2 separate regions of the Homo sapiens genome follow, and region 1 is linked to region 2. A link is an interaction called in ENCODE POLR2A ChIA-PET data of the cell type or tissue named here. Cell type or tissue: MCF 10A. All regions are shown on one strand. Links, peaks and the distances in the headings refer to the core of each region. The heading gives the core; the rest is flanking DNA.

What was found. ChIA-PET counts read pairs that join two places held together with the same protein. Peaks named below come from ENCODE experiments on the same cell type or tissue, not always from the same donor. Only the 100,000 strongest peaks of a DNase experiment are listed, where the experiment ranks them.
Region 1: POLR2A ChIA-PET joins it to region 2 with 21 read pairs; 29 of 35 experiments call an interaction of 5 or more read pairs at or near these places.

Annotation. Positions count from the first base shown.
Region 1 is chr2:177,224,378-177,232,013 of GRCh38, forward strand. NFE2L2 (NFE2 like bZIP transcription factor 2) reads right to left here. Exons shown (of 5, transcript NM_006164.5): 5 at 5,931-7,631. The coding sequence ends at 6,408. It also overlaps the pseudogene DNAJC19P5. Among named protein-coding and RNA genes, the nearest start is that of HNRNPA3, 15 kb to the left of the region's middle. In MCF 10A, for the core only: no CTCF peak of the experiment used is centred there; no DNase peak of the experiment used is centred there.
Region 2 is chr2:177,166,292-177,173,927 of GRCh38, forward strand. No RefSeq gene overlaps it. Among named protein-coding and RNA genes, the nearest start is that of MIR4444-1, 43 kb to the right of the region's middle. RefSeq lists enhancers at 510-1,028, 2,030-2,324, 3,209-4,408, 3,987-4,156. In MCF 10A, for the core only: no CTCF peak of the experiment used is centred there; a DNase peak (open chromatin) is centred at 4,090.

The DNA.
Region 1 (7,636 bases), core at 1,119-3,618, 56 kb after region 2:
TAATGATCATCCGTTTTGTTGGATTCATTTGTGGGGGTAGGTCTTTTGATAATTTATTTTTTGAAATGTGTGTATTTGGATTTCTAGCCTTAATAGCTATTAAGCACATTTTCCCAATATAGTTTTTTCAAGTGAAATACTTTATAAGTTGAAGCCAGCTGAGGATTCTTCGCTAGCTGTTAGACTTAATGCATACTCATTTTGCTTGTATTCAAACACTGGTTTCATGTTCTGTGCAGTTAAGTAATCTTAAAGAATGGCGTGTCTAGGCTGGGTGCGGTGGCTCACACCTGTAATCCCAGCACTTTGGGAAGCCAAGGCGGGTGGATTACAAGGTCAGGAGATCGAGACCATCCTGGCTGACATGGTGAAACCCTGTCTCTACTGAAAGTACAAAAAATTAGCTGGGCGTGGTGGTGGGCCACCTGTAGTCCCAGCTACTCGGGAGGCTGAGGCAGGAGAAGGGCGTGAGCCCGGGAGGCAGAACTTGCAGTGAGCAGAGATGGTGCCATTGCACTCCAGTTTGGGCGACAGAGCGAGACTCCGTCTCAAAAAAAAAAGGCATGTCTAATAATTTCAGTTTAATACTTAGGTCCTGGAATAATAAAGGACAGGTGTGGACTTATTTCCAACAAAAGTATATTTACCCTTGTTTTCTTAGAATAAAAGGACATTCTTACATAAACTGCAAAATATTCAGAAAATGATGAAATTTGAGTCTGCATGTGCATGTCACAGACGTAAATGTAAGGATTGTTTTGCAAAAATTGGATTGTCAAATACATTGGGTTGATTTTAATTTTGAATTGAATATACTACAATGCCAAGGTTTAGGGGGATGTAAGGGGGTAACAGGTAAAATAAGCCATTTTAAGCTTAACACATTTTCAAAGACCCTAACACCAGGTAATGGTAAGGATGCATTGAAGTGTGTACATTGTGCACAGTTCTGAAAGCTAGCTAGGAAATGGGAATTAACCCATACTGTTCAACTTTTATTGGTAAAGAAATAGTAACTGGGTGAAGGGTATACACAAGGATGTTGACAGCTTGAAAATGCCTTAAGATACATGAAATAGTTATATTCACTACATCCGTATATATAGCCGCTAATTACTTAAAGCACTTGTCATCGTACATTAAGGAATTGCGTAAAATGTTTAGCTGTATCTGTAGGCTCCAGGTAACTTAATTTTTTAATTGTATTACTATGATGTTCAGTAAATGCTGAGTGAACTTACATTCTTTAAAATACATCAAAAGAGGCTGGGTGCAGTGGCTCACACCTATAATCCTAGCACTTTGGGAGGCCGAGGCGGGTGGATCACGAGGTCAGGAGCTCGAGACCATCCTGGCTAACCCGGTGAAACCGCGTCTCTACTAAAAATACAAAAATTAGCTGAGCGTGGTGGTGGGCACCTGTAGTCCCAGCTACTTGGGAGGCTGAGGCAGGAGAATGGCGTGAACTCAGGAGGTGGAGCTTGCAGTGAGCCAAGATCACACCACTGCACTCCAGCCGGGCAACAGAGCAAGACTCCATCTCAAAAAAAAAAAAAAAAAACATATATATGTATCAAAAGAATTCTGATGGTTTGTCTATTTGAAGTCAGTGGTCTTATTTCTCTCAATAGGTACTGAAAGAAAACTTAATTTGTAGGTTTTTGTTACTCTGATTCTTGTGTCAGATTTTGTTTATCAGTAAGAAATGTAAATACAGAATGTAAAAGCAGTTTTGTGAGCTTGGGCAGGTTACTTGGTTCCTTTTTAATCCCGTGCGCTCTGGCAGATTGGTGTGCCAGCAGGCCCCTTGAATGTTGATTTTTTACATGGTGTGAGATACAAGTGAGATTACTCAAATGTTTCATGAAAATAATTACCAGAATAATAAGTTTATGACTTAATGTACTTGAAACACTAAATTAGGTCTGATGGTGGGTCTGATTTCTAACATTGAAGTTGTGATGTATAAGTGATAATGTGGTTTAAATTGTACTTTAAGACAAGTACAGTGAAATGCCAGTGGTTCATTGCCTGGAATATTGAAGGAAATGTTATGTGTTAGTAAAAATGAAGAAACTTTCTTCCCATCAAAATTGTCAGACCTAAAATCTATACAGGTTAAGAACTCCTGTTTTTAACCTGATTTCCTCCCCCCCACCTCCACACATGCACACACACACTTTTTTTTTGGTAAAATGGATTTATAATTCCCTCCCTTCAGTAAATCAGAAGGTTAAATTCAATAGCTTAAAGAACTTAGTACCTGTCTTATGGACCCTAAAGATAGTGTCTTGGTAATGCTGGATACTGTCTTACAAGGATATCCTGAAGCATACCTAAAATTTTAATGGGTGATAAAAGTTATGTCAATGTCTTAAGCGTTTCTCCCCCACCCCCCAACATAGGATTGAAGTTTTCTTTTGTTTTTTGTTTTTTTGAGACGGAGTCTCGCTCTGTCTCCCAGGCTGGAATGCAGTGGCGCGATCTCTGCTTACTGCAAGCTCCACCTCCCGGGTCCACGCCATTCTCCTGCCTCAGCTTTCCGAGTAGTTGGGACTACAGGCGCCCGCCACCACGCCCGGCTAATTTTTTGTATTTTTAGTAGAGACAGGGTTTCACCGTGTTGAACAGGGTCTCGATCTCCTGACCTCGTGATCCACCCGCCTCAGCCTCCCACCTGGGATTACAGGCGTGAGCCACCACACCCGGCCCTGAAGTTTTCTAGTCTTTAATTTTTTTCAAGTTCTCAAGTGTCAAAACAGCATCAACTGAAAACAAAGTGCCCTGGTAGCTATCATCTTTAAATTGGAATGAGAATTATCTTGTATATATTCTGAGGCTTAGTCACAAATATAGATATGGCAAACATATTTGAGCAGCGCTCCCCTCAAAAACAGGAACTTGGGAAATCTTGGCAAGAAGAAAGGTTTTTATACAAAGTTGTGCAATTACAGTTTGATAGTCAAATTTGAGGACAGTCAGGTATAAAGCTCTCAATTCAAATGCAGATCAAGAGAAATGAACACTTGGTTTTATTAGTCATGGCATAGTTGAGATTTGTTATTTGAAATTTGTAATTTCTCACAATAATTTTTTATTCTTCACTGTAATATTTTTAGGTACCATAAGTTTCTATGGCCAGTTCCCTCGTATGAATTGGTCAGAATACGTTGAAGTTTACTACCAAAGAATGTCTGTTTTTGTCTGCCCAGCAATGCTCTTCCCCCTTCAAATATCAGTCAATGTTAGGTGCTCCAGATAGCTGCTGCTGAGATTCTTGCCACCATCTCTGCACTCACAATTTGGTCTAAGAATAGACAGTTTGTTCAAGACCTGGGATTATGTTCTGAGTTTGGAAAAGTGATGTCTTCTCCCGAGATTCCCCATCACCACACCATCAGAGGAAGGAAGTTCCTTGATAGCACGTGAAAAATATTCAGGACCCCAAATCTTCACACTTGGCTTGGTGTGGTGGCTCCCGTGTAATCCTAGCACTTTGGGAGGCCAAGGCAGGCAGATCACTTGAGGTCAGGAGTTCCATACCACCCTGGTCAACATGGTGAAACCCTGTCTCCACTAAAAATGCAAAAAAAAAAAAAAAAAAAAAAAAAATTTAACCAGGTGGGTGGCAGGTACTTGTAATCCCAGCTACTTGGGAGGCTGAGGCAGGAGAATCACTTGAACCTGGGAAGTGCGGGTTGCAGTGAGCCAAGATTGTGCCACTGCACTCCATCGTGGGTGACAGAGTGGGACTCCATCTCAAGAAAAAAAAAAAATCTTCACATTTGAACCCTTAGATTCATTAGTCCTTGAAGTCATTTTCAATCCTGAACTTTAACAGTGAAATTCTCTAGTAAGCTAATTTGACTGGATTCACTTGTAGCCAAAAAGCATAATACAAGACCAAAGGAAATTGACAAAACACCCATCATTTATGCAATGTTTACTATGAGCTAGGCGCAGTGCTTTTTGTGGGGTGACCCACTGAGTACCACTCTGCTTTATAGATGAGAAAATATGCTTAAGAGGAGGCAGGAGAATGGCGTGAACCCGGGAGGTGGAGCTTGCAGTGAGCCGAGACAGCGCCAATGCACTCCAGCCTGGGTGACAGAGCGAGACTCTGTCTCAAAAAAAAAAAAAAAAAAAAGTGCTAAAGTGAGTTGCTAAACGCCATTCTAGGAATTAGCAGCAAGCCCATGCAGTGTTGCTAGGAGTCTTCACTGAATAGTTACACATGCAGTGCTTATTTTAAACATACTTAATGAATCTCCATTTCCTCACTTTAAAAAGGCAAAACAATATGAACAAGTGAAACCTGCTTAGGTGAAGAAATAATCGATAACTGAATGGCTCGTTGGAAAGCATGCAGATTTTCAAAGGGTTTTGAGGGGACTTGTTTTTGTACACTCTAGTTAACGTCTAATAGATCTCTCGGTATGTCCAAAAAGGAACTGATTTTCCCACGTGGGTCTCCCTCTATCCAGTCTTCTCCATCCTCAGACAACTCAATTCTTAAAGATGTTAAACTTCTTGACTCACATCCATTCTACCAGAAAATCCTTTTAGTTCTCTGAGACATGGCAGAATCCAATGTCCCTGACTACCCCTCTTCTATCACTCTAGACCAAGCTGCCATCATAATGCATGAACCTCTCAATTGGTTTTCTACTCCCATCCTTACCCTCTATACTGTTCTCAACACACAAGCCAGAGGAAATGTTAAAAGTTGTAGCTCTGAGGCATTTTATAGAAAGTTGATACTCATACACATAAAAAGTAGTAGGAACCTAAAATTCATCATACATTGATTTCATTTTTGAGCTTGACGTAGTAAATCCTTAGCTTCATTGATTTGGGTTGCTATATAAGGAGATCCTTCTTTGGGCGATTTAAGATCATATTTGTTACTGAGCATCTCTTATTTTTCCTTTAATGGCAGTAAGGCTTAGAGGTAGTATTGCTGCTTCCCATTTTGTCCTTTTTAGTTCAAGCCCACCTCTCTAATAGCCACCGCTGAAGGCAGATTTTGGTAGACTTTGAAAATCCTGTTTTACTTCAGGCTATATGTGCTTCCTGACTTGCAAAACCTGCAGCAGAAATGGCCAGTCCAGCTGCCACCACTGTACTGACCGTGGCTGCAGCTCAGCTTCTTTCACCTCCATCTGGATTGGTACAGCCACCTGCCACTAACTACACTCCTTTACCAGAAAGCTAGGCAGCCACTGCCAGCAGTCACAAACCCCAGAGGGAACTTTAAAAAAACAGTTGAGTGTTACTCCTGAACAGCACCATTAGCGCCCCACCTCACTTACGTAGACTTACGAGGCTCTGTCATATTCCACCCCCATCCCTTTCTTCAGCCACATTGTCCTTGTTTTTTCTCAAATGTGGTTCAGCCTTTGGACCTGCTGTGTCTTGTCTGCAGTGTTCTTGGCTATGAGAACAGCTTCTCCCACACCTTCAAATGTTGCCACTTCAGTAAGGCTCTTCCCATTTACAGCCTTAAGTTGTGACGCTTTTTACTGGTTTTCCCCGTCCAGTTCCTTCTAACATAGTGGAGTATGCTTGTTACCTCCCCTTCGCTAGAATGCAAGTTCCAGGCCAGGCAGGGATATTGGTTTTGTCCTTTCTACTTCAAACTCTGCCTAGGGTATAGTGGGCGTATGTCTACTGATGGAAATAAATGAATCAGTGCTTTCATGTCAGTGTGTAACATTTTCTTGGGTTTAGATGTACCTGCTATTGAAGAGGCAAAGTATCCTCTTGATATACTTTATTTCTCTGTAACCCTGGTACTAGAAATGTAGTATAAAATTATTTTTATATTTTCAAATAAAACATTCTGAAAATGCAAAACATCTAAATTAAATGGATGATTATCTTATGGAAAATACTGTGTGAATAAACTCAAAGGAATCCCAAACAAATAATTTAACAGTCATAATAATCCTTTATTAGTACCAGCTCTTAAAATTTTTTTTTTTTGCCAGAGCTAAACAATTTAATATAAAAAATGCCATTTTTTGTCCATACAGTATTTATAAAAAAGTACATAGTGGTTAGTTTTGCAATAATTTCTTTTTAGCCAGATGTCATATCATCATATAAATCTATGAATATAACAAATGACATAAGAACAGTATAAATAAGTTTTTGTAGTATTTACACTTACACAGAAACTAGCCCAAATGGTGTCCTAAGAAATTGTTTACAGTTAAAGTGAAACTACTGATTCAACATACTGACACTCCAATGCTTTTTAAAGTTTCGTATTATTTTCTATACTAGTTTTGGCTATGATTTTGCATAGAATTACTTATAAAGTATGAGCATTTCACATCACAGTAGGAGCTTTTAGTATAATAGTACAAAAAAACTAGCTCAGAAAAGGTCAAATCCTCCTAAATCTAGTTTTTCTTAACATCTGGCTTCTTACTTTTGGGAACAAGGAAAACATTGCCATCTCTTGTTTGCTGCAGGGAGTATTCACTAGGAGAATAAGGTTTTCCATCTTCATCACGTAGCATGCTGAAAACTTCGAGATATAAGGTGCTGAGTTGTTTTTTCAGTAGGTGAAGGCTTTTGTCATTTTCTCCTTTTTCTTTGAGCAATTTTTCTTTTTCATCTTTCAAATGATCTAAATCTTGCTCTAGTTCTACTATATTTTCCAGTTTTCTTTTTCTGCAATTCTGAGCAGCCACTTTATTCTTACCCCTCCTACGTATATCCCGAATTAATGCAAGTTGAGCTTCATTGAACTGCTCTTTGGACATCATTTCGTTGAAGTCAACAACAGGGAGGTTAATGATTTTTTCTACAGGGAATGGGATATGGAGAGCTTTTGCCCTAAGTTCATCTCTTGTGAGATGAGCCTCCAAGCGGCTTGAATGTTTGTCTTTTGTGAATGGGGTTTTCCGATGACCAGGACTTACAGGCAATTCTTTCTCTGGTGTGTTCTCACATTGGGCATCATGCACGTGAGTGCTCTGCCCCTGAGATGGTGACAAGGGTTGTACCATATCCCCAGAAGAATGTACTGGTGTTTTAGGACCATTCTGTTTGACACTTCCAGGGGCACTATCTAGCTCTTCCACTTCAGAATCACTGAGGCCAAGTAGTGTGTCTCCATAGCTGGAAGATTCCACTGAGTGTTCTGGTGATGCCACACTGGGACTTGTGTTTAGTGAAATGCCGGAGTCAGAATCATTGAATTCTGCTGTGCTTTCAGGGTGGTTTTGGTTGAAAGCTTTGCAAAGTGATAGATCAGAAACATCAATGGGCCCATTTAGAAGTTCAGAGAGTGAATGGCTTAAAGTAGCAGGTGAGGGCATGCTGTTGCTGATACTGGGCTCAGCTATGAAAGCAGAATAAAATTCATCACCAAAATCTGTGTTGACTGTGGCATCTGAATTTAATGAGTTCACTGTCAACTGGTTGGGGTCTTCTGTGGAGAGGATGCTGCTGAAGGAATCCTCAAAAGCATTAAGAAAATGTGGACTACAGTTACCTACTTCTTTTTCCATTGAGGGTATAGATGAGTAAAAATGATAATTGTCAACTTCTGTCAGTTTGGCTTCTGGACTTGGAACCATGGTAGTCTCAACCAGCTTGTCATTTTCAATATTAAGACACTGCA
Region 2 (7,636 bases), core at 3,043-5,542:
GCATAGCAAATGACGCAGAAGCTCAATGTGTCTGCATTGTAAAGAAAGGTCAGGTTTAATCCTTTGTTATCAGTCGTAATTTTGCTGGTCCCTTTCAGGAGACATCATGACAGGGAAACTACATTAACCACAATTTGGTATGCCCTAATCTTCATGCTAACTACAGTTTTCTTTTGTTACTTACTGGCCTTGACCTTTAGATGGACGGCATCAGGTGCTACTGAAACCAGCAGATCTCTCTCTAAAGCCTAGTGCAGGCCTGAGTCATATGCAGTTTAATTCATATTCCACTCAACATGCCCGTTTTATTTCCAGTGGAAATTGCTCATTTAATTGCACTGTACGTTTTATGGGGTATGCCCCAGGCTGCGTTCTTTATGCTAGGCATTTCAGTATTTATGGGCATAGCTATACCCAAAACTTCAAACATAAAAGTAAAACCAGCAAAATATGCTCTCCTCCAGTTCCATAAATGCTTTTCACCAGTTTCATTATTTTTTCCAATGAGATTAAATGGGTGTGTTAAACCTGTAACATAGACTATTACTTGGTGTTTCCAGAGCTTCTTTTGTCCTTCATATTCAAATCCAATACAGCCCCTTTTTCCTGCTTCTGAATGAGACTGCAAAGAGCAAGTATGGTCCTTCTGTGTATGGTCTAGCGCCCAGGAACAATAAAGACTTCCTCTGTTGGTAGCCTATAGAATTTTTATCTGTGAGAATAACCTGTAAAAGGTTTTGGTGTTTTTTGTTTTTTAATGAACTGTGCCTGCTTCTAAGTCACACCTACACCCACTAAAACACTGGATTAAAGATCGAATGTGGCCGGGCGCAGTGGCTCATGCCTGTAATCCCAGCACTTTGGGAGGCACAGGCGGGCGGATCACGAGGTCAGGAGATCGAGACCATCCTGGCTAACACAGTGAAACCCCGTCTCTACTAAAAATACAAAAAAATTAGCCCGGCGTGGTGGCGGGCGCCTGTAGTCCCAGCTACTCCGGAGGCTGAGGCAGGAGAACGGCGTGAACCCGGGAGGCGGAGCTTGCAGTGAGCCGAGATGGCGCCACTGCACTCCAGCCTGGGCCACAGAGCGAGACTCCGTCTCAAAAAAAAAAAAAAAAAAAAAAAAGATCGAATGTGTGTGTTGCAAAATAAATAAATATGTCAGCCTTGTACTGCAGATGGCTCCTGTGTTTTAGGGCAGGAGCAGACAGACATATGATTTTACCTGTAGCAGATCAGAAGGCATTCCCATACTACCCAAATGCAGAAAGGGCTCTACTATGTTTTACTAAACCTATGACTGTTTTTATCTGCTGTTATCCATCCCACTATATGAAATATACGAAAGCATGTTTCCAGGAAATTCCAGAGTTTTAGACAAACGCTTCTTGATAAAAGCCATTAATGGCTTTTTAGACAGTTTAAGTAGAATGGTACAAACAGAAGCCTCATCACAGGGGTTTCAGAAAAGGAAAACAAAAAGACAATAGGTATAGAACGACTCATTTGTCTATAGATTTGGAAAATGTCATAGGGTCGAGTGAAGATATTTGCCAAATTGAAGGAGGTAAGGACATATTTAGAGCCTCTGGGAAAGATGACAGATCTCAAGGACTAAGATTTGAATGCCGGAACAAAGCAGAATAGAAAAAGACTAGAGTTGTGTTTTCAAAAGAATAGGGAATATTTCGTAGACTTAGAAGGAGCTAGAGGTGGTAGCCTGAACTTTAGGAATAGGAATTCTTAGTGATTTGCCTGCAGTGTAGTAGATGTCAATGACTGAAGGATGACTGAGGATCTTAAGAAAGATGTGGCTTCTTCTTTCTCAGAAAAGCCACAGGGAGTGACCCCTGCAAATCCTTCCGAGTATAAGGTGTACACCCAGTGACAGCCTTCCTCACAGGACATAGTTATCACAGCATTGATGTGATCATTCCTCTCTTAATTAGGATTCAGTGCAGATGCAATTGGCTGAAAACCCAAAATAACAGTGGCTTAGGTAAGATAGAAATTATAGTCATTATTGGGATTATCCACACATTCTGGTTCTCCTGCTTTTAGGGCAAATAGACTACTTGCCTACCTTTTTGAAGTTAGATATGGTATGTGACTTGCATTAGTCAGCAAAATGGCATGTGTTATTTTCAGTTCCAAGCCTTATCAGTATACAATTCACTACATTCCTTTTGTCTTTGTCAGCAATGGTGGAAGCATTGGTTGACATGGACACTGTCAGCCTGGCTTTCTGAGTACCCACAATGAGCAGAGTCCCCCTGCTGACCAGCAATGGACATGTGGTGTGATCAAGAATAAACTTGCGCTGGGCATGGTGGCTCACGCCTGTAATCCCAGCACTTTGGGAGTCCAAGGCAGGCAGATCACAAGGTCAGGAGTTCGAGACCGGCCTAACCAACATGATGAAACCCCATCTCTACTAAATATACAAAAATTAGCCAGGTGTGGTGGCGCGTGCCTGTAATCCCAGCTACTCAGGAGGCTGAGGCAGGAGAATCACTTGGAGGAGGTTGCAGTGAGCTGAGATCACACTACTGCACTCCAGCCTGGGCAGCAGAGTGAGACTCCATCTCAAAAAAAAAAATAGAATAAACTTGTTGTTTTGAGTCACGGGTTAAATTTCTTTCTCACACAAAAGTCTGAGTGGTGGGGCTAGGACTGATACAGTGATTCATGGTTTGAGGGACCCAAGGTCCTCTGTCTTGCTGTTCAGCTGTGCTTGGCATGCTCATGCTTCATGGTTACAGCACTCAAGCTTTAAGCAGCAGGAAGCAGGAAGGCATGGAGAGGCAAAGGGTGTGCTGCACGTCAAGGAAGGCTCCCAGAAGCTCTCTTCCACTTGGAAACCTTTGGCCAGAACTTGGTCCCATGGCTGCACCTATAGTTGCAAGGGAAAGGGAATCAACGAAGACTGGGTGAGGCCAGCCAAAAATTGTGGGTTATTTGACCACATAAAGGGACCCGGAGGACTGCATTCTGCCTTAACTCTCAAGAACTCCTTGTATAAATGTGGAGATGATAGGATTGCACTGTCCCTCCCCATTTTTCATAAAAATAAAGAAGTAGTGAGAATATTGATCAATGTGGATGATGAGAGATTGAGGCCACCCTAACTAATTTAGTTGTTGGAAGGGGGATTTTTTTCTTCCCCAACACCTCCGTTGGTAAGAGATTATAAGACAACCATCTTCATTATGACCTTCAACAAGATTTGAAATGGACTCTTTGTAGTCATTTCATGTACTTGCTCATCTGGCTACTTTTAAAGAAACAAATTCAAATTTCTATTATCTGCTATGATATATCATTAACAGCCCCCAAAATACAAGATACAGAGATAATAGAACGGCTGACATAATCACATTTAAGTGAGTTTGGCTGTACATTCATTGTTTCTTGCAAAGACCAGAGCTACAGAAAAATAGATCAATGTGATTAAGTCTAACATTGGGGAATTGTTTCTCCATTGTGTCTGAGCTGAGGCTGGCAGCAGGAATTAGTGCTGCTACCTTTAAAGGGTAGACCACGATTGATCTGGTTCCCAAGGCAGTCATTGAACAGACGTGGTGAAACTGGTCACAGCAGAGCTACATTACACGCAGGAAGTGCCCTACTGTTAAAAGAGTGTGCCCAGTTCAAAGCAAAGTGAAAAGCTTTTTGTTTGTTTTAGTTTCACATCTAAGTTCATTTTTGGTCACCATTCCTTAAATAGAATTTTTTTTCATCATCAAGCATGGGTCTTAAGCATTTTTGGTGAGCACTACACATAGACCAGGAAGGAAATAGAATCCGACACGCCAAGGACTTATGGCCCAAGATGTGGAGAGGAGAAAGGCTGACCGCTGAGTATATGGCAACTTTTGTACCAAAATTTACCATTAAAAATGCAAATCAAAAGAGAACCTGAGGCAGGCAGTGGCACAGTGGCACTGTGCTCTCCCTCTCTTTTCCTGGACCTCTGCAATACTTCTTTGCCTGCTTCCTCCCTTTATTTGTATAGTGGAAAATCTGTTGTCCATTGCTGGAGTTCAAGCATGCCTGGGCATGTTTGTCAAACTGGCAGGGCAGGCCTTGCAGAGGCCTCGAGGGGCCCTTGACAATGGACTCAGACTGGGTGTGCTACTTAAACATATCCAGACAAGTCAGGCAAATGAGTAGGGAGTGGAGGAACAGGGTATGTGTGAGATGTGGAAAAGTGTCCCAACAAAAAAAAAAATCACTCTTGGGGAAGAGGGAGAACCTCAGCTGCATGACATGAGGACTGATTTATTTTCACCTTTCAAAATCATTCTTTTTTTTTTTTTTTCAGTCCTAGGAAATTGGGTCAGAATCTGCGTATCTAATGGGATCGTTACTGTTACACTTGTAAGATTTGGAATCCGTTCAAAAAACAAGCCAGAAACAAGCCTTTGTATACGTTAGGAAAAGATGCCCTGCATTAGAGCCCGGCCAAGGGAGAGATGGGGGCAGGTAACTGCAGTCCAAAACTGAGCAGCCACTCCTAGAAGCTCTGCTTGAAATTCATGCTGTTAAGACAAGCGACCAAAAGTATTTAACTCCTGCATTGACCTAGGCACCTCTCCTCCCAGCAGTTACCTGGGAAAGATACTCAGAATCAATGAGAAATGGGAAATCAAAGAACCTGCTATGGACTGAATTGTATCCCCTCCAAAATGCATATCTTGAAGCCCGAACCCCAGTGTGATGGTATTTGGAGAGGTGACCTTTGGGAGGTATTAAATAAAATTTACATGAGGCCATTGGTTTGGACTTGTTGCCAGTAAACTGAGTTTTTTCCCCACTTTGTATTGATGGCAAAGGAAGAATGTCCAGTTGGAAAAGGCAATCAGGTTTTATTCACTGGCCAAGAAGGAAGAAGGGGAGGCTCTCGCTCTAAACGCCCCTTCTCCCTGAACAGTAGAAGTTATGGGTACTTTAGGGACTGGGTATAGGGAGGGAGAGGGATGTTAGCATGTGCAGGGTGGGACTCCAGACACACAGGCTTAATTCAAAAACATACATCTTCATACAATGCATGTACAGAAAATGGAAGAGATTTTTCTTTTAGGGGAGGGATTTTAGCATTATAATGATATGTTAATGATCTGAAGGCAACTAGGGATCACTGTTGCAGTTTGCGCTGGTTAGCAGGTCTTATCTCCTTCTGGTATCTTGCCAGGGGTCAAAAAGCTCTGGCGCCATTCTGGCCTGTCTGGTTTCTTTAAGCAGCTGTGCCTATAAATAAAGCGACTAAAGGAAAGCATTTAAAAGAGGAACTTTCCCAGTTATTTCATCAGGGCTGCCCCAGTAACAGACAGCTTCTATGCCAGGCCCCAAAAGGCTAGACCAAAATGGAGTCACTCATGCCACATAATCAAACTAAAACTTTAAGGAAGCAGGGAAAACCCCAAACAGAGTGTTATCCCGAAAACAGAAGGTTCACAGCTACCAATCAGAAAGGCCCCAGTCAACCTGAGCTGGCAAGAAAAGGAAGTTCCCTCTACTTTAACCCTTACAAGGAAAGGTAACCTGATGAAGTAACCTGATGTTAACCATTCCTCTTTCTTAAAAATTCTTGTTTGGCTGGGCGCAGCGACTGATGCCTGTAATCCCAGCACTTTGGGAGGCCAAGGTTGGAGGATCACTTGACTGCAGGAATTTGAGACCAGCCTGAGCAACAGCACGAAACTCTGTCTTTATTATTTTTTGAAAAGTATATTTAAAATTTTTTTAAATCATTGTTTCCTTGTTCCCACCTTACAAAAATAAACTGCTCTGTCATGCCCAGCAGAGTGCCTTTTCTAAATTGTTAAATGAGATGCTCTCTTATTTGTGAATTGCTAATAAAAGCCAATCTGATCTTCAAACTAAATTTGTTGTAACTTTGTCTTTTGGCAGAGGTGATGAGGGTTTAGATGATGTCATGATAGTGGGGCCCTCATAATGGGATAAGTGCCCTTATGAGGGAACAGCAGAGAACTTGCTTCCTCCCCACCCCACCCCAGCCCCCATGTAAGGGTACAGGGAGAAGGTGGCTTTGCACTAGACAGGAAAAGAGCCCTCACCAGGGAACCAAATCAGCTGTCTCCTTGATGGCTTGGCTATCCCAGCCTCCAGAATTGTGAGAAACAAATTCCTATTGTCTAAGTCACCCAGCCTGTGGTATTTTGTTATGGCATCCCTAGCTGACTAAGCCAGAACCATACACCTAAAATCCCAATACAGAGATCTCTGGCTAATAGGCCAAAGTACACAATTTATACTCTAAAGGGGTTCTCTCCCTCCCCTTAAGCCCAAGCCCAGTTTTGGCATCTTCCTACACCAGTTAGCCTCTTGGGATAAGAGAAGAAAGTAAAAAATAGCTATATTGTGACCTGAAATCTGACCTGGCAAAGCCTGATAAAGGAGCTGGGAAGGGTGGGGTGGTGACCTAAGGAAGAGTGATTTAATGATTAAATCACCAACACTTTATTATAACATAGTTGATGGTGAGTTCTCAAAATGCAATTTTAGGGAGCCACTACACTAAGCAGGTGAAGAAAATATCAGAAAACCAAAAGTAATGTGGGATAAGTCAATACAGTATTCCAATACCAGAACCCAAAAGGAACAAAAATGTTAGCAAGAACTTAAATATTGACCTTGCTCTCTGGTCCATAAAATATAGAGGAGTAGCATTTTTTCTGGAACAAATCCATTTCTATAATTACTTAACTGACTAATCCAATACGGCTAAATTTACTAAACTCCAAGTTTACAACCAAGAGTTTTTCTTTCTTCTGAGGTATCTTAGAACATTTTAAAGTACTTTAAACTGTCATTTTATATAGTTATTAGAATGCTAGTGGTATGTAATGTAATAGTTTTAGTTTATGTAGTATATGTAATGCTATAGTTTTAATAAATAATAAAATTAATGCAGTCTCTTAAATAGTGATGTAAAATGATTCATTGTTCTTCAAATTATAATATTCACTATGTATGTTAACTTGGAAAAAAGGAAAATATCCAACTGGGAAATGGTTTTCAAACTTTTTTGTATCCATAAAACCTTTTTCAAAAACTATGCTTGGCTGGGTGTGGTGTCTCGTGTTTGTAATCCCAGCACTTTGGGAGGCCAAGAGGGTGGATCACTTGAGGTCAGGAGTACGAGACCAGCCTGGCCAACATGGTGAAACCCCATCTCTACCAAAAATACAAAAATTAGCCTGGCGTGGTGGCATATGCCTGTAATCCCAGATACTCAGGAGGCTGAGGCAGGAGAATCACTTGAACCCAGGAGGCGGAGGTTGCAGTGAGCTGAGATTGCTCACTGATGAACTGCCACTGCACTCCAGCCTGGGCAACAGAGTGAGATTCCGTCTCAAAAAAAAAAAAAAAAGCTATGCTTTACACAGACATTCCCTAGAAATACAAATAAAAGCAATAAAAGCAGATCTGGTAATAATTCCCTAGAAATAATAATTCCCTAGAAATACAAATAAAAGCATCAGTTTTGCTGGTAAATGTTTAACAAGGAGCTCTCTAAGAGAAATGGATTTGGAAGTTTGCTGCTTTCTATGGTGTAAATGCTCCCACCATGACCATTACACAGTGCAGAGTCAGGAAAGGAAGCATAC